Regions from separate parts of the Homo sapiens genome. Here all the other regions are linked to region 1. The links are chromatin loops, found by intact Hi-C in ENCODE. Cell type or tissue: prostate gland. All regions are shown on one strand. Each heading gives the region's core, and the rest is flanking DNA. Links, peaks and the distances in the headings are about the cores only. Region 1 holds the start of LOC105370024 (a long non-coding RNA gene). Region 2 overlaps CCDC60 (coiled-coil domain containing 60). Region 3 has its middle 6.7 kb from the start of CCDC60.

What was found. Peaks named below come from ENCODE experiments on the same cell type or tissue, not always from the same donor. Only the 100,000 strongest peaks of a DNase experiment are listed, where the experiment ranks them.
Region 2: it touches region 1 in a loop (3-fold over the local background); 4 of 110 quality-filtered maps call a loop at or near these places.
Region 3: a loop joins it to region 1, with 2.7 times the contacts of the local background. A loop is called at or near these places in 6 of 110 quality-filtered maps.

The regions. Positions count from the first base shown.
Region 1 is chr12:119,173,073-119,179,386 of GRCh38, reverse strand. LOC105370024 (a long non-coding RNA gene) reads left to right here and starts at 2,903. Exons shown (of 2, transcript NR_134996.1): 1 at 2,903-2,980; 2 at 4,824-5,322. It overlaps HSPB8 (heat shock protein family B (small) member 8), which reads right to left and starts at 456. Exons shown (of 3, transcript NM_014365.3): 1 at 1-456. The coding sequence starts at 74. RefSeq lists enhancers at 104-853, 2,033-3,232. In prostate gland, for the core only: no CTCF peak of the experiment used is centred there; a DNase peak (open chromatin) is centred at 2,876; H3K4me3 peaks cover 586 bases; H3K27ac peaks cover 2,409 bases.
Region 2 is chr12:119,367,473-119,373,786 of GRCh38, reverse strand. All of the region lies in intron 1 of CCDC60 (coiled-coil domain containing 60), which reads right to left. Among named protein-coding and RNA genes, the nearest start is that of CCDC60, 36 kb to the right of the region's middle. RefSeq lists an enhancer at 3,054-4,253. In prostate gland, for the core only: no CTCF peak of the experiment used is centred there; DNase peaks (open chromatin) are centred at 3,456, 3,676 and 4,596; H3K27ac peaks cover 3,440 bases.
Region 3 is chr12:119,324,893-119,331,206 of GRCh38, reverse strand. No RefSeq gene overlaps it. Among named protein-coding and RNA genes, the nearest start is that of CCDC60, 6.7 kb to the left of the region's middle. In prostate gland, for the core only: a CTCF peak has its summit at 2,957; a DNase peak (open chromatin) is centred at 4,656.

The DNA of each region.
Region 1 (6,314 bases), core at 763-5,762:
GGAGAGTCCCGGAAGGGGTCTCGGCGCAGGCGGCTTGGGTAGTGGCAGGAGAAGGGCATCTGACCGTCAGCCATGGTGGCTGCTCAGCTCAGAGAGAAACAGAGGCTCAGAGAGACAGAACCACCTGCCCAAGGTCACACAACAAGGTGGTGTGGCTGGGCTAGCTTATTCTTCAGCTTCCGAAAATGCTGCTTTTCTGCAGGGAGAAGCAGAACCAACCACTGCCAGGGACGGTTGTGTCCCCTCGACTGGGGTCCCAGCCCCCAAAGGTAACCCCCGGGGCAGATCCAGCAGAATCCCAGAGGGTCCCCGTCCGCACTGCCTCACGACAGACCGGCAAGCCACCGTCCTCCCAGGCTTCCCAGGCTGCCCAGGCTGGCAGCCAGAACCGCTGAGGTCTAGAGCGGAGCCAGGAGCTTAATAAACCCAGGGCACGCGCGCCTAGAAACTTCTTCTGGCTCCTTCTGGGCTGCAAGCCTTCTATTTATTTGCTGCTGGAGGCTGGAGGCGGGTTTTGCAAGCGTCTCCTGTCACAGGAATATTCGGAGGTGATGAACCAGCCCCGGAGAATCCGCGGAGGGAACAGCTGGGCTGTGGGGGGAGCTGGGAGGGGCCGCGTCCAAGTTCAGCCGGCCTCTCCGGACACTCTCTCCTCCCCTGGCCACTCCGCTCAGCTCCGCCCTCCTCTTGCTCCAGGAGCTGGAGCCGCCCTCCCCGAGCGGGGCACTAAGGCCTGGCTATTAATAACCCCGAGCCTGGCTGAGGGCTCAGGTCACCCTCTGGAAATACCTTCCCTAGAGCGTGTCGTATCCTGCCTTTCCCCTGGGGACCTGCAGAAAGGGAAGAGAGAGACAGGAGCCCAGTGGATTTGAAGGATGGCCCTGGGTTGCAATCCCCACTTACAAGATGGCCAAGCTCCTAGAGCCTCAATGCCCTCTGGGGAGATTGGTAAAGGAAAAAAAAAATTTTTTTAATGTGTATATATATATTCATATGACGCTTGTTAAAGTATGACAAGCAAGACTTTACTGGGCAGGGAAACTTTCTCCATAGATGTAGGGACCCCTGCAATGGGATTTTGCAGTGAGGGAGAAAGATTAGACTTGATTCCCAGTAGGTCATGGGTAAGTGTGAATTTGTAGCCAAGAAGCAGGTGGGGGGTCAGCGAATGGAAATTTACTAGGAGGGAAGTCCAGGAGTCAGAGGGATTCGGGCTCAGCTAACCTAAGAGGATTCTTGCTGAAGACAGGCCAGGGTGCTCAGACATCACCTGGGGGACCGCGGAGGATGAGGAAACTAATCAGATATCGAGGGTGATCAGAAATCGAAGATGGGTGGTTGCTACTAAACAGACTTAGCAGAGTTCATGCCAAAACTGAATTTTTCTTTCTTTCTTTTCTTTTTTTTTTTTGAGACAGAGTCTCACTCTGTCCCCCAGGCTAGAGCGCAGTTGCGCCATCTCCGCTCACTGCAACCTCCGCCTTCCAGGTTCAAGCGATTCTTCTGCCTCAGACTCCCGAGTAGCTGGGATTATAGGCACCCGCCATCGTGCCCGGCTAATTTTTGTATTTTTTAGTAGAGTTGGATTTCACCATCTTGGCCAGGCTGGTCTTGAACTCCTGACCTCATGATCCACCTGCCTCCACCTCCCAAAGTGCTGGGATTACAGACGTGAGCCACCTCGCCTGGCCCAAAACTGAATTTTTATAAGGAACCTCACTGATGGGCTTAGGAGAAGATTCAGAAATCCGATTAATGTTTGGTCAATCAAAGCATCTTTATAGGCAGTAACATTATTCCCAGGCACCTCCAGGTTGTTAGTTTTCCTCCTTATAAACGGACATAACAGTAGCCAACTCACAGATGTACCATGAAGAATACATGAGGTAATTCTCTTTCTCCTTGTATTTTCAATTTTGAGTTATCAATTACATAATGTTTGCTATATGCCAGGCCCTGCTCTATGGGCTTTATAAATATGAATTCATTTAACCCTCACCAGCAATCCTGTGAGGTAAGAGTACCAGTATTATCCCATTTTACAGATGAGAAAACTACCATAGAAGTGTTCATGAATAGTAGCTTCTATTATTATTATGACTGTTAATACTGATAATTATTGAAAGATGTTACACTCAGGCAGGAGGTCTGGTCTGAAACTCAAAGCCCCAAATCTAGACTTTCCTGCTCTTCCCATGCAGCTGGAAGAATGAATTTACAAATCCTCCTTTGGCTTGGAGGCCTCTTCGGCTTGGGTTCTAATCTTTGATCTGTCCGCAACAGGCAGAAAATTTTAGGCATGTCGTTTTCCCTGTGTGGGCTTTCGGGTCTCAGCCCTGCCTTCTTCACGAGATGAGGGTAAACTGAGGATATTAAGGAATTCAGTGAGTCATAGGTTGAGAAATTGTTTTGATATTAAACAGTGAGTGCATGAGGCAGTTTGCTAAAAATAATAATACGGAGAAAAACAATCACTGTCGCCCATTGCCTCCTGTGCGTCTGCTTTTAGAGTTAGTACATTTCAGACATTACTGAGTTAAATCCTGACTCGATAGTTAAACGTCACTATTATCATCACCCCCATTTTGCAGGTGAAAAAACAGAGGCACAGAGGTTTGACCCTTGCACACAGATATGGAGTGGCAGAGCCTGGGTGGGAACCTGGGTTGTTCTGAATCCCGGATCTGTGCTTAACCGACAGACAGAGACCCCTGCCCTCCTCCCCAGCTGAGAAAGAATGGTGGGGACCCCACGGCATGACATGTCCCGAGTGACTGGGCCCCCACTGGATGTAGGGTGAGCTCATCAGGCTGGAAGCTTCGGGCTGACGTCATGGCTGGGCACAGAAGCTTCAGCTCTCTCTGTAATTACAGCTGGGCGGGGCTGGCTGAGTTGGAAACCAGTTGTGGGGAGAATCACTGCAAGCCGCATGACGCACCGGAGAAACCTGGCCCTGCCTGGGACCTGGGCAGGGGCTGGGGTGAGGTTTCTGAGTGGGTGGGACAGAGTGGAATGAGTTTGTGTGCGGATTTGAGTGGGTGCAGGAGTGAGTCTGTGTTTATGCGCCGATAGGTCTGTGTTTGTTTATCGCCGAGTCTGCTGGTGGGTATGTTCAGGAAGAAACTCCCCTCCTTTTCCCTTCCCAGGCCATCCCCAAACCTCCAGAGGACCCCTCTGCCTCAAATGAGGCTCAGTTGGGACCAGGGGACCTGGAAGGAGGGGAAGCCTGGCGAAGGAGCAGGGAACCGAGCTGTGATGACCTAATCCACCTTCTCATTTCAAGGATGAGGGGGACGAAAGGGAGGATGCAAAGGTAGAAAATAGAAATAACAATCACTGGCATTTACGGGGCACTTGCCCCGTGCCAGCTTCTGTTCTGAGCACTTTAAATGTATGTTCCTAAACTCTTTTACTTCTCCCCACAATCCTATTAGGAAGGATGTTTTTAATTTATTTATTTATTTTGAGATGGAGTTTCACTCTTGTTGCCCAGGCTGGAGTGCAACGGCATAATCTTGGCTCACTGCAACCTCTGCTTCCCGGGTTCAAGTGATTCTCATGCCTCAGCCTCCAGAGCAGCTGGGATTGCAGGCACCTGCCACCACCCCTGGCTAATTTTTGTATTTTTAGTAGAGACAGGTTTTCACCATGTTTGTCAGGCTGGTCTCGAACTCCTGACCTCAGGAGATCCACCCACCTCGTCCTCCCAAAGTGCTGGGATTACAGGCATGAGCCACCATGCCCGTCAGGAAGGATGTTTTATTAAACTCATTTTAGAGATGAGGAAACTGAGGCACAGAGAGATTACCTGACATGCCTATGTCAGTGGCAGAGCTGGGATTTGAACCCCGGGCAGTTTGGTTCTTGTCTCATCTGCTACACTGCCTCTGAAGTCAAAGTCATGGCTCACATTTATTGAACACTAACCATGTACCCGGCCCTGTGGTCAACAGTTTTATCCATGACCTCATGGAATCCTTGTGGTTCAGAGAGGTCAAGCCACCTGCCCTGGACCACACAGCTGACCAAGGATTGGAATCCAAGCCAGGGCGCACTTGGCAGTGCACGGTAATAACCACTATGGGACAATATTGGCCCAGCCTTGCCCAGCGAGCCTTCCACACTGCCTGGTGTCCTGTTCCCCCTTGGGCTCTCATTGCATTTCTGGATCTGGTCAGCCCTTCATTTCAGGAAGCTGAGGAGGGAGGCAGCTGCTCCTGCTAACTCGGCCACCTGGTGAGGAGTTAGCTAACACATGAGGAAAGTGGTCACTAAACCCCATGGGCTGTCACCAATCAGGTGAAAATATGACGCCAGGCTCAGGGGAGGCCCGGGAGAAGAAGGGGCCTCCAAGCTGGTTCCGCCAGGGAAGAAGAGACCTTAGAGGGGACTGTGGTACAGGGGAAGGATGTTAGATCCTGGGAACCAGAGCCACGTTTCTCTTGGCTGCCATCCTCATAGAGCTTTCGTACGGGGCGTACCACCATTAATTCTCAAAACAGCCCAGGAGGTAGGTGAGATCACCCTGCATGCCTGAAACTGGGGACCAGCTGGTGGGGACAGAGTAGTCTGAAGCCACACAGGTAGTGCTGGGACCAAGTAGGACAAAGACATAGCTGCCAGATTCTGTGCCTTTTCTTTTCAATGTAGTAAGAAACAAAAGTTCCCACCCTCCCCTAGGGGATTCCCAGCCCCCAGCCCCTCCCCAGGGTCTGAAGACCCATCTCAGAGTTAGTTCTTTTGGGTGGCTCTGGATCCCAGCACATCCTCCAGAAAATAGGAAGTAAGCATGCTCATGCCTTTTTATTTCTTTTGTTTCTCAGACCCCCCCTACAATGACACTAATGGAATTCCCAGCATACTCGGCTCCATGAAAGCAGGACCCTTGGGAGTCCTGTTCACAGTAGCATCCCCAGCGCCTAGAGGGAGCCTGCTGCACTGTAGAAGCCCAGCATATCTTGGATGAGTAGATGATGTCGTATCAGCAACCCTGGGTCTGAATTGCCAACTCCCACTGGGTAGACTCTACATGCAGTAACAACATCAACATATTAACTAATTTCTGCAGTCCATAGAAGGTGCCGGGCACCAAGGTTTCCCAAGCGTGCTCTTTTTAATTTTCATCACAGCCCCCTAGAGGTTTTATACTATCATTATTCCCTTTTTACAGATGAGGAAACTGAGGCAAAAGACATGAGGTGACCTGCCTGAGGCCACCAGCTTATGGATTCTGAACCCAGGTCTGTCTGAACTTTAAGCCCAGGCCTCTTTTCTCTGCCACACACCCCAGCAAGAATGAATAAATAAACAAAATAAAACAAACAGCCTGCACTGGGTCCCTCCCTAAATGAGCCTATGCCCTCACAATCCTGGGAAAGTAACACTTACTTATTGGAGCTCTGGCTTTCTTCTATTATTTTCTCCAAAATTCTTTCCAGGAATTGCCTTCCCTGACCACCTCTGCAAATAATAATGATAGCAGTAGTAATAATAATAATAAGTGCATATTTAACATTTAGTACCAATTGTAAGTGCTTTGCATATATCAAATTATTTAATTCTCACCTGAATTGCTCTAAGGTAGGTATTATTATCCCCATTCACAGATGACAACATCAAGGCACAGAATGGTTAAATAACTTGCCCAAGGTCACACAGTTACTAAGTGGCAAGTAGCTGTGTCTAGGCAATCCGGCTCCAGGGTCTGTTCTTAACCACTATGTGATTCTGTTGTTGTGAATAACAACAACAAAATGACAGTAATGATACCCATCATTATTTGAGAACTATCACATCCCAAGCTCTGCTAAATGCCCTATATGTTGTGCCTCTTTTAATCGTCATAACAATCCTTGGAGGTAGAAGTCCTATTGTTAACCACATTTTACGGTTGAACAACCTAAGGCCCAGGGTCAGATCCGGGATTACTGGCTGCAAAGCCTGTACCTTCAGCAGCCCAGGGAGCCTGTGCCACCTGACCCCTGGTGTATGCCCAGCCAGAGCACTGGCCTTCCAAACCCAGATCTACCGGCAGAACACAGCTGAACTTCAGGTCACTGGACCACCTCTTCCCCCACCTTCTTGCTGGGCTTCTCTCTCTGAAACCTTCTTCAGCCCTTCCAAACTTTCTCAGCAGAACAAATGACACCAGGAACACGCTGACATTTGGGAGAGTGACGACTGCCTGGAAGGAGCTATCACACATCGAGCAGAGGATCCTTACATGTTATTAATGTGAAAGCCACTTGGAGCTAGGGCAGGGGTGGGGGCCCCGCAAGCTCAATGGGAGCTCCTCTCTGCTGCAGGTGCCGCCA
Region 2 (6,314 bases), core at 796-5,795, 190 kb before region 1:
GAAACATCTGGATGGCTAGAAAAGAGGCTAAGCCAAGCTTCCATTAATGAGAACTTGTGGAAATGAAGGGGGACGCCCCCCATCTCATTTTACAGATAAGGGAACTGAGACCCCCCCCCACCCCACCCCGGAGAGAAAGTATCTTGCCTAAGTTTGCACAGATTTTTGGTGGCAAAACTAAAGCATAAACTTTCACCAGTGCAGTTTCAAGTCCACCACGCTGCTCCTCTTTGCTGAAATTGCTCACCACGGTGACAGACATGGTCCTACACTCAGAGGCATGTAGTAAGTGGTTTGGCAGCAAGCTTCTATTGACAGTGCCTCAATTGTGATAAGCAGGGTTGGACTGATGAAAACCCCTATTTGCAAATGAGGAAACTGAGGCTCAGAGAGGTTAAGTAACTGGCTCAGAGTCACATAGCTGCCGGTGGGGTTTAGAGTGATTGGAGCCAGCTTTTCTTTAGGTCAATCAGTGTTCTCTTAAGCACCACCAAAAGAATCACAGATTATTTATTGAGTAAATGCTATGTGCTAGGCATTTTATGACTGTAAGGGAATTGGAGTTATATTCTGAGCTCCCCATTTAGCATCAGGAAGTTGAAGTTGCTCCAGGGTTAGATCCAGGTCAGTCAGCTTGACTGCATTTCAGTACTTTGTAAAGGAGACGCCACCCACTCTGCAGCTTAAACCTGACATTGCCCCCTCCTCCTGATTCCACGTTTTCCAAAATTCAAACTTTCACTTACAATCATCATAATCTATTGTGGTACTCATGCACTGCCACTTTTACTATTAATATTTTTCTTTACAGTAACGTTAAACAAAAAACCTTAAGTATCTACTTTAGTTCTCTCCTAAGCAATAATATCCACGACATTATGCTTTTGAAACGCCTTGTTAGAGTTTTCCTAATGCACTATTGAAATGAACACATCATAAACAAGGAAGAGTGAAAGTGACTGTCCATTTAAAATTACGCTGCATGTCACCATGGCGTGTGTAGCAACCTCTAAGGCCCAGGCATTGTGGCTTGTTTAGTGGGTTATGCAACCATCTCTAGGGCCCAGGTGTTGTGTGAAATCTATGTCATGCCTGCTGATAAGGCGGGGGGACTCAAGCACCGAGATATCTCTCTGAGTGGGGATTCGTAGGTGGAGGCTGAACACTGAAGCATTTTCCAGAAGCAGCTTTGGACTATGGCACTGCCTGACTTCCATAATGTGGGGGATTTTTATGTGTCAATCAAATCTCTGAGATTTTGCCCAGTGATTGTCTCTGTCTTGATTTATGTTACCCTGGGACCCTGGAAGCCACGCTATGGGAGGGTGGTTCCTAGTTACTAGGGTTCTATACATCAGCTCTAAACCTCACAGTCTCTTGAAAGATTGACATTATGCCCCAGTTTTGCAGATGAGAGCTCAGAGAGGCAAAGTGGCACAGCCATTAAGTAGAGAAGCCTAGCTTCAAGCCCAGGCTAGCCTAACTCTTAAAGATCATGCTTACCTGCCATTCTTATTTTTTATTTTTGAGACACAGTCTTGCTCTGTCACCCAGGCTGGAGTGCGGTGGTGTGATCTCAGCTCACTGCAAACTCTGCCTCCTGGGCTTAAGCAATTCTCCTGCCTCAGCCTCCCGAGTAGCTGGGAATTCAGGCACGATCCACCATACCCGGCTAATTTTTTTGTATTTTTAGTAGAGATGGGGTTTCACCATGTTGGGCCAGCTGGTCTCAAACTCCTGACATCAAGTGATCCACCCGCCTTGGCCTCCCAAAGTGCTGGGATTACAGGGGTGAGCCACTGCGTCCGGCCTAAGATCATGCTTACCTGCCATTCTAACCTCTGTCCTAGTGCCACCTCCCACCTGGGATCACCAGATTGAGAGAGTCCTTAGGTGGCATCATCACAGAGACTCAGCACAAGCCCCTTTTAATAATGGATGTAGGCTCTAGTGGATGGGCTCTTCCCAGAGCCAGGGAGGGGAATTCCTGGCCAGGCTCTGCAGGAAGAATTCCAAGCTGGTTTGTTTCTTGAAGCCCGGAGAAAAGCCTATTCCTAAAGAAATGAACAACTCTGGGGTTAGGAAACACAGCTGCCTGGAGAACTGGATGGATGCTGTGGTTTGTTTTAGAAAATTGAAACAGCAACTTGGGAGCGCTTCTGAGATCCCACCAATGGGAAAACCTCAGGCTCAGAAAAGAGAAGTGTCTTGACCAAGATTTGATGGCTTTTAAGCGGTAGACATGGGATTCTAACCCAGCTCTGACTATAAGGGTAGTTGTTTTTTTCTGACACAAAGCAGACCGAGTCATTCATTCACTCATTCATTTCATTCATTCACTCATTCATTCCACAACTATTTATTGAGCCACTGCTCTATCCAGGCCTTGGGAATAGGTTGGGAACTATGAGATTTGGGCTCTGGAGAAAAATCCCTGAAGTTTTCTGGCTTTAAGCCCTTCCTCCCCTCTCTCCTATTGAACATGGGTACCACTTGGGGTGGGGGCAGTGTCTTGCATTTTTTATTAATTATCTCAAGTATCTATTTTGCTGATGGAGACACAATGTCATGATCTGATCTTGTTCTCCTATAGAAGGAATCAAGTCCCCAGTGATGGTGGTTTAATGAAGAAACACAAGGCTGTCTCAAGAAATGGAATCAGGTAGAGAGAACCAACCCATCCAATCGCTGAGGCATTAGGGTCCAGGGCCCAGGGTGATTAAAAAGCTACTATTTTATTTTATTTTTTAAAATAGAGACAGTGTCTCACTTTGTCACCCAGGCTGGAGTGCAGTGCTATGGTCATGGCTCACTGCAGCCTCAACCTCCTGGGCTCAAAGGATCCTCTCACCTCAGCCTCTTAAGTGCCTGGGACTACAGGGGTGTGCCACTATACCTGGCTAAGTTTTTTGAAAATATTTTGTAGAGATGGGGTCTCACTATGTTGCCCAGGCTGGTCTCAAACTCCTGGGCTCAAGTGATCATCCTGCCTCAGCTTCCCAAAGTGTTGAGATTACAGGCATGAGCCACTATGCCTGCCTCATATTCTAAACCAAACTGTTGAAGAGTAAGTGTTTTTGATGAATGCCCCCACCAGTTCCAGGCTTAAATTATTACTGAACTTCTGCATTTCAGCCTTCAAGGCCTAGGTTGTTGGTGAGATGTCAGAGCTGTTCCTGAGATGAGCAGGGAGGAGTGGACTGCTCCATCCACGTGACCCCTTCACATAGACTTCAGGCCCTCAAGTACAGTTTTAAAGAGCTGTGTTGAAAATAACCTTCTCTCATCCATCCATACCTGTGATGTGTGTTTGGGATTGTTGCCTTGCAAATGAGGTATAAGGTGTCACCTTTGCGAGGCACTTCTTTTCTCAACTCGACATGATATTCTGGATCTATTCCCAAGCCTAAGTGAGCACGGCAATTCATTATCATGACAACTTAAGCCATAGTCCCGGATGTGGAATGCACCACGGGGCGCACTGTCTGCCTGACATTTGGCAACTTTGCCAAGAACTTAACAATAGTGCATGATTATATTTGATATGCTTTCCTTAATTCATTATGGATTCTGTGGGTTGGAGAGAAATGGAACTTTAAAATGGATTGTGTTGTTTGGAATTGTCTAAGTGCAGGGTTGGGCTTATGGGACTGAATCAGGCGTTGGACAGGTTCAGGCATGTTGGAACACGTTAAGTGACCACCTTTCCTGAAGCGGCCTCAAAGCTGGTCTGGCCTGGTCTCTTCTTGTGTTTGATAGGGAGGTATACGTCCTTATCCCCAAGCTGAATTTACTCATTTGTATTTCCTGCCTGGGTCTTGAAGACATTTACATTTGAAATCCCTGATTTTAGGTGGTGGATTGAAAGGCAAAATTCTGAATAATTGAGGCACTTACTGATGCCCTTGGCAAGCCTCTGAACCCCCATTTCACCACATTCATTCATTCAACAACCATTTACTGGCACCTGCTCCATGCCAGGCCCCGTGCTAGGTACTGGGAGGCAGCAGGCAATAGTAATTAACAAACACAACATACGGGATGCTGCTTCAACACATTAACCTCCTAACAACCCCACGAGCTAATTACATCCTCCTAACATCCTCCCAACAGCTCCACGAGCTAAGTATTATTATTTTCTCCATTTGTAGATGGAGACTGTGGGGCTCAGAGAGGCAAAGTAACTTGCCTATGGCTGCACAGCTAGTGAGCAAGTCCATATTCTTAACCACTATGCATCAGTGTTTCTCTGGCAAGATGATTTCCAGGGAGCTTACATTAGCTTTCAAGGATTCAGTGGGCTTTAAAGTTCTGCAGCCCTCTGAATCTCTGGCACTCTGCAGATTTAAGAAATTTAATGCAATACAAGTGTTTTTTCTAACCCAATAAAACTAGAAAGCTTCCCCCATCCCCCAGGAATGCTGTTTGTCAGCTCTCCACTTGCAGTGTTCACCCTTTTCTGGGCTGAAAGGGGAGACTTCCTTGGAGATGAGCTTGGTGCTTTGTGCCTTGTAAATCTTTTTAAAACCTACATTGCGAGCGTCTTTCTCTCCAAATATGGCTACTTCTCAGGCCTGGATTTAGCATTCATTCCTCCAGCACAGGAAAGGAAGGCCTCGTATAAGGTCATGCTTGTGTTATTTTCTTCTCTTGTACCAACCTGCCTGCCTGCTTTTACCTCCTGTATCCCTAGTTCTGCAGCCTTGAGTTCTACCAGCTGAGACCTCACTGTGTGGTTGGATATTGAGACTCTTATCTTTCCACAATTCTTCCTCTGTCACCAAAGAGAATAGGCATTGTCTGTCCCCACCCATTCCTCTTTCTTCATCCTCTCTAGACGTTAGTTCAGAAAAACAAGAGGAAAGGGGAAAAAGAACTACGAAACGATCAGGTTATCACCAGCATAGAAAGAGAAATAATTAGCACCAATTAAATTTGGGGTATTACAGATAAAGTGGCGACTAAGTGGAGGTTGGCCTGAACCGAAGCACAGAGATGCAACCGGGCCACGTTAATTACGAGCAGGGATTGTCATGGAAACCCAAGGTGGGCACATTCATGAACCTGTGTTAATTACATGGAAATAGCTGCACTGCAAAATGGTGCTGAGGGCAAAAGGGCATGTATTTGAAAGTTGAGGCCACTGGTACAACCTTTAGAAGCTGCTGATGACAAACCCAATTTCAGATGGTTTCCCCCATGGTTGCAAATTCTCAGCTCAGAAGTCGGAAGGCGTAATTCTTTATTGTGAGGCCGAGAGTACCGCCCTGTGTTCCCCTGACCACTCCAGTCCCTCTCCAGCAAGCTCCTTGGACTTTCACATGATCCAGCCACAAAAGAGTTAATGGCGGGTCCGGTGTCCTAGCCATACTGATTGCTAAACATTTTAATATCATTTACTATCATTCTCAGCTAATATTTATTAGACAAGAAAAATGAGGTTTGGGCCAGTAGCTCAAGGTTGTACAGCTATAAAATGGCAGCTCTATGGCTTGAACCCAGGAATTCTTTCATCAGAGCCGTCTTCTTCTTTTCTATCTTCTCCTCCCCCTCCTCCTCCTCCTCTTCCTCCCCCTCCTCCTCCTGCCCTTCCCCCTCCTTTTTCTCCTCCTCCCCTTCCTCCTCCTCCTTCTTTTCTTCTCCTCTCTTCTTCCTTCTTCCTTCTTTCCTTCTCCTCCTCCCCCTTCCCTCCTCCTCCCCCTCCTCCTTCTTCTTGTTCTTCTTTTTTTCTTCAGAAAAACAGATTTATTGACATATAATTCACACACAATACAATTCACCCATTTAAAGTGTACAGTTCAAAAGTTTTTAAGAGACTCACAGATATGTGCAACCATCACCATGATCAATTCTGGAAACTTTTCATCAGCTCAAAAAAAAAAAACCCCTTTATATATTACCCCATTATCCTCCCAGGCTTCTGAGCCCCTGGAAACCCCAAATTTACCTTCTGTCTCTATAGATTTCCCTGGTTTGTACTTTCATAAAAATGGATCATGTCATATGCATCCTTTTGTGACCAGCTTCTTTCATTTTGCATAACGTTTTCAAGGTTCTTCCATGTTGCAGGTTGCATTAGTATTTCATTCCTTCTCATGACTGAATAATATTCCACTGTATGGATAGGCTATATCTTGTTTATCTGTTTGTCACTTCACGGACTTTTGGGCAGAGCTGTCATGTTGACCTCTACATTGTACTAAGCTTTCCCAAGGTCACAGCTAAGGGCAAACCTGGGACTCAGACCTCCATAACTCAGGCACACAAACACTAAAATAGATATCTTATTCTATACTTTTAAATAAATATGTGAA
Region 3 (6,314 bases), core at 575-5,574, 150 kb before region 1:
TTCAAAATGCAGCATCTGTCAGTCAACTATGCTCCCTGCAGTTTTCTCTTGGTGAGGCATCATCTCAGCTGCAGACCTCCATGGCCCTACCAGGTCATCTCTTAAGCTGCACAGATTCACTTTAGAATGCATGCCCAAGGAACAGTCCCTCCCTCCTGGCTCCTGTGGATATCCTTTCCTGACAGAAAACTTAGAAAAGGGAAATTAGTGGGACCAACTATAGCCTCCATCATTGCAACTGGCATTGGGGGCTGAAATTGGTGTTTGTTCTTTTCCTTCTTCACTATACATTCTAAATTCCCCCTCACGCTTAGCTCTTCCCTCTCTAGGTCTAGGCTTAGGTAGTGGAGTGACCAAAATCTTTATTCCTGAGAATTCTGAGCCTTTAAGTAAATCTGCTCTCCTCACTGTCTCAGGGTTGCTGCATGTATCCATTCCTAGTTAAAACTGATCAAGAGAGTACTTATTAGGAGGCACCCAAGTGGATCACTCAGTTTCCATATATGTTCCTTCCTGCCCCTATCTGTATAATCACTGATCAGGGTCAATTGTCCTTGCTAAAATTGTGACTCCTCTTCTCACCTGCTGGTTCCTGGGCACAAAGTGTCTGGTGGCAGCTATAGCTAAGAGTTAATACAATCCGTGCTGTGTCCCCTGGCAAGAGTGTACCCACTTTGGGAACCTGGACCTCTCACCCTACATAGCCCAGAGTTGCAGAAATGGAAAGAACGCACTCCCTCAGTGCCTCATTGGGCATGAGGGCAGTGGGAACCACTCCTGGTTCCACTTATTGGCTCCTGAATCTCTGGGGTTCCCAGATCTTCGTTCCCATTGGGAACACAAAGTTGTATAGAAGTCTGATTTGATGCATGTGCTTCAAACTATAGGATAGCCCATTCTTGCTTCAATAGACTGATCTAGAACTCTGTGACACCAGCTGCTTCTGGGTGGGGTGATATGTGATACTGCTGGATCCCATGACCACTGTGAAGGTGGTTTCTAGTTCCTAGAGTTTCCATGGGCATAGAGGGGCAGTGATGGTGGCAGACATTGTCAGAACCCGGCCCATTGTCCCTTGACATTAATAGTTCCTAAGGACAGCTCCTTGCTGCCATTTTGCCTGAGACATTCCTCTCTGGCTACAGCAGAAGTTCCCAACCGTTTGTGGCTCTTGGTACCCTTTACTTCCCAGTAATTTTTTTCATGCCACCTCCAAGCTAAAAGAAACATGTTGAGAATCCCATTTATGAAGTCCTTAGGCCTGCACAACTTAGTATTTACATCCTAATCACGTGAAAACTAACACATATAAATGGAAAGAAAATAGTATTTGTATTTGATTCTTCCACTTTTAGTATATGTGCTGCTGAAGTGAGCACAGTATTTGCTTCTTAAATAGCTGCCATTGCTTACCAGTGGGTCATGTGCCTCTGGTGGCCACAGTGCAGCTTCTCGAACCTTGGAATCAGTTTGGATACCATCACCTTCATTTTCTGTAGGACGTTAATTTTTGTGCAGTTCTCACTTTTTATCACAGCAACTGCCCCAAATCCAGCTTTTTCAAAGATATTTCATGAAAGGAATGTCGTGGAATCTACTGTTGAAACTGAGTGCACTAGTCAGCTCAGGCTGCAGTAACAAAGCACTGCAGACTGGGAGGCTTAAACAATGGACATTTATTTTCTCACAGTTTTGTGGCAGAAGTTTGGGATCAAGGTATCAGCAGGCTTGGTTCCTTCTCAGGCCTCTCTCCTTGGCTTGCAGACGGCAGCCCTCTCCCTGCGTCTTCACATGGTCTTTCCTCCGCACCCTTCTGTGTCCAGATCTCCCCTTCTTCTAAGGACCCCAGTCCTGATCAAGAGAGTACTTACTAGGAAGCACCCAAGTGGATCACTCAGGTTCCATATGTGTTCCTTCCTGCTCCTATCTGTGTAACTGCTGATCAGGGTCAATTGTCCTTGCCAAAATTGTGACTCCTCTTCTCACCTGCTGGTTCCTGGACACAAGGAGTTCAAAGTGTCTGGTGGCAGCTGTAGCTAAGAGTTAATACAATCCATGCTGTGTGCCCTGGCAAGAGTGTACCCACTTTGGGAACCTGGACCTCTCACCCTGCAGAGCCCAGATGAGGGCCCACCTCATGACCTCGTTTTAATGTCAAGACATCTGTAAAGACCCTGTCTCCAAATAAGGCCACCTTCTGAGGTATTAGGGGTTAGAACTTCAACACGTAAATCTTAGAGGGGCACAGTGTAGCCTTCAAAATTGAACTATGTGTCACTAGTAGTTCATATGGCATTCAATAGATGTTGCCGTGTTTCCCTTAAAAATTAAAAATACATGTAGCCTCTTCTGTGAATTTGCTGTGGCACTCTGGGGCACTTTGGTACACCGTTTGGGAACCACAGGGCTATAGGAATGCATTCTGCCTTTTTTTTTTTTTTTTTTTTTAGATGGAGTCTTGCTGTGTCAACCAAGCTGGAGTGCAGTGGCACCATCTTGGCTCACTGCAACCTCCACCTCCCAGGTTCAAGTGATTCTCCTGCCTCAGCCTCCCAAGTAGCTGGGATTTCAGGCACATGCCACCATGCCCGGCTAATTTTTTGTATTTTTAGTAGAGAAGGGGTTTCACCGTGTTAGCCAGGATGGTCTCGATCTCCTGACCTTGTGATCCACCTGCCTTGGCCTCCCAAAGTGCTGGGATTACAGGCATGAGCCACAGCACCCGGTCCATTCTGCCTTTAAGCAGAGCAGGCTAGAAGTGCAAGAAGTTAACACCCATGGGGATAGCCATAAAGCAACGACTAATGGGAATTAGTGGATAAATACTCTGCCTCCTCAACCCTTGGGTAGGACAAGTCTGGAGTATGGTCTACACTGCCCCCAGTGGTACCCTGCAGGACTGACTTATAGGAAACACCACTGCCTACGGTCACTGCCTGCTCCACCCAAACAACCCACACTGGCTTTTTTCCTTTTCCTGTCTCATTTTCCCACTCCCCTTCTGGTACTTCCTGGATAGCCTCCCAATAAACTACTTATATCCAAGCTATTTCCCTGGGTCTGCTCCTGGGGAACCAACTTAGGTTAGTGTTGACTGAAATAATCTGGGGAGGTCAGACTCGAATCAGGCTCTGACACTGAGTCATAGCGCGTTGTCAGGACACCTGAATTTTTTCCTCTCCCTCATCTCATTACATGGGGTTCCTATCTCCTTTGATCACCTCGTCCCATAATCTCCTTCTTACCATTGCTCTCAAGTTTATCATAAAGAGTTTCTTGATATTCTCCACCTCCCTTAAACACGGAGAGGCCAACATGTTTTCAGATACGTAAATACATCCCCCAACGGTGAAATATTTGACAACCGAGATATGAAGTGATTGTTTAATGCTTAATTCCTGACTGATTTATGCAAAATATTAACTGAAGGACGTGAAGCGACAGGCATTCTCTCCTCCCGATTTGCCAAAAAGAAAAGTATCTGAAGGGATTAAAAATAGACATATCAAGCAGAAGAAAAATTTTGGAATGTGTCAGACGCCAGCTGGGGCAGCTGAAGAGAAAGCTTGAAATCTGGTAAACACTTGAATTTCAGTCAGTAATACATATGTTTGGCATTAAAAACCTATTGAAAAAGTCATCATTTTTGGAATATCTTTAATATGCTTTTTTTGTGTGTTGCATCTAGCACCCAGAAAACTCCTTCTGGGTATTTTTACTGAAATGTCAGCACTGGATTTACAAATTATGGGGCCCAGGGCAAGAGTACAACTTGGGGCTCCCTTGACACCTGGTAGCTGGCAATCTATTGAAGAATTGTTTCCAGGTTGAAATACCACTGGATAATGTGTATTTGTACCACCTTGTGGATTCCTGTCCTTTGTTAGATTAAAGAATTACCGCATGCTACAGGGCCCTTGTGGGGTCTCTGGCCCCACATCCCATTCCTACTCTATCCTCCAAACCACAGCCCCAGGCGAGAGGTGAATTTGGATCTTTGAGACTGAAGAGAAGAAAATGTAATGTTAACCTGCTTCTACTCTCCTTTCTTTTTAACTTTGGTATGTCCGGTGTATTAGTCAGTTTTCACACTGCTATAAATAAATACCTGAGACTGGGTAACTTATATTAAAAATAAGAAGAAGTTTGTTTAATTGCCTCACAGTTCTGCAGGCTGTACGGGAAGCTTGGCAGCATTTGCTTCTGGGGAGGCCTCAGGAAGCTTTTACTCATGGTGGAAGGCAAAGTGGGAGTGGGTGTCTTACATGGTGGGAGCAGGACCAAGGTGGGGGGTGATGCCACACAACTTTAAACAACCAGGTCTCATGAGAACTCACTATTGCGATGCGATGACAACACCAAGAAGGGATGGTGTTAAACCATGAAAAACCTCCCCCATGATCCAATCACCTCCCACCAGGCCCTACCTCCAACAGTGGGGATTCTAATTCGACATGAGATGTGGGTGGGGACACAGATCCAAACCATATCACCTGGCCTAGTAGCAGAGGAAGAAGTGTAGCCCCAGGACTATTCTTAGTGAATATGGAGTCCTACTGGAGTCCTAGGATGGGATCCAAGCTACCTCCATGAGTGATGTTTTCCATTTGTATATGTTTCATGCCACAGTGTCCTGGGAGGTAGGCCAGATTGGATTTATGAAACTATTAATCCCATTTCACAAATGTAGACATTGAAGCAAGCTCTGGCATGTAGTAATTTGTTAGTGGTGGAGGTTGTCCAAGAACCTGTTTTTTCAATTCCAAACTTAGTGATTTATTTCAGCACTCTGTCACACTGTCTTAATGTTCTTTTACTTAAAGGTAAGTGTGTATTTGTGTGTGTGTGTGTGTCTTGTTCAGCAGAACAACCTGAGGTTACTTCTGCAAGTAACCAAGAAACAAAGACAATTGGGATTTCCAAGCTGTCTGGAAGATGGTCTTCTACAGCTTTCTGGAGGAAGTCTTGACTTCAACATCCAAATAAGACACCTCAAGCCCCAGTCCCAGGTAGGAAGGCACCTCCCTCCAAGTATTCCCATGAATTTCCAAGTAGCTCACAATTTCTTGTTCAGTATACCCTCCAGCCAGTTTCCTAACTGCATAGGTAGAATGATATCACCCTGAAAAAGACATGTTTGAGTCTTCAGCCCCAGGATCTGTGCATGTGACCTTATTTGGAAATAGGATTTTGGCAGATGATCCAGTTAAGATGACGTTATCCTGGATTAAGATGGCCCCCAGCCCAATGACTTATGTCTTTATAAGGAAAGGGAAATTTAGATATAGAGACAGAAGACACACAAGGAGAATGACAAGGAGAATGCCAAGTGATGATGGAGGCAGAGATTGGAGTGATACATCTACAAGCCAACAAACAAACAAATAAAACAACACTAACAAAAAACAGTAACAGGCTGGGCACAGTGGCTCACACCTGTAATTCCAGAACTTTGGGAGGCCAAGGTGAGCAGATCACTTGAGGTCAGGAGTTTGAGACCAGCTTGACCAACATGGTGAAACCCCATCTCTACTAAAAATACAAAAATTAGCTGGGCGTGGTGGTGTGTGCCTGTAGTCCCAGCTACTCAGTAGAGTGAGGTGTGAGTAATCGTCTGAAACTGGGAGGCAGAGATTGCAGTGAGCTGAGAGTGCGCCACTGCACTCCAACCTGGGTGACAGAGCTAGATTCTGTCTCAAAAAATAAAAATAAATAATAAACAAACGAACAAAAAACAGTAACAAAACCCCACCAAAGATTGCCAAGAAATACCAAAAGCAAGGAAGAGGCAAAGGAATCCTTCCCTAGAGCCTTCAGAGAGAGAGAGAGTATGGCCCTGCTGATGTCTTGATTTTGGATTTCTAGTTTCAGAACCGAGACAAGAAATACTGTTGTTTTAATCCACATCGTTTGTGCCAATTTGTTGCAACAGCTCCAAGAAACTAATACACCACCCCTCTTGGCTGCAGCTTCATTTCCCTGTCCACCCCAATTTATTTATGCCCTCAAAATGCTATTTTCCAAAGGCGGTGTACAGTAGGACTTTAGTGGAGGTTTGGGATAACAGAGGAAAACTGCAGCACAGCTCTGCAGAGTCAGTAACTTAAAATTAGATATTAGGCATCACTGGATTTTCAATGACATAAAAATAAAGTTCCTGGGGGAGTCTAACACACAGTTAGGGGTAAGCACCTTTGTCAAACATGCTGTTTGTAACCTGCTTTTTCACATAATAAGATAAAAACACCTTCCATTTCTATAGATGTATTTTACATTTGGCTCTTAAATGGATGCTTGCTAGAATGGAGTTCCAG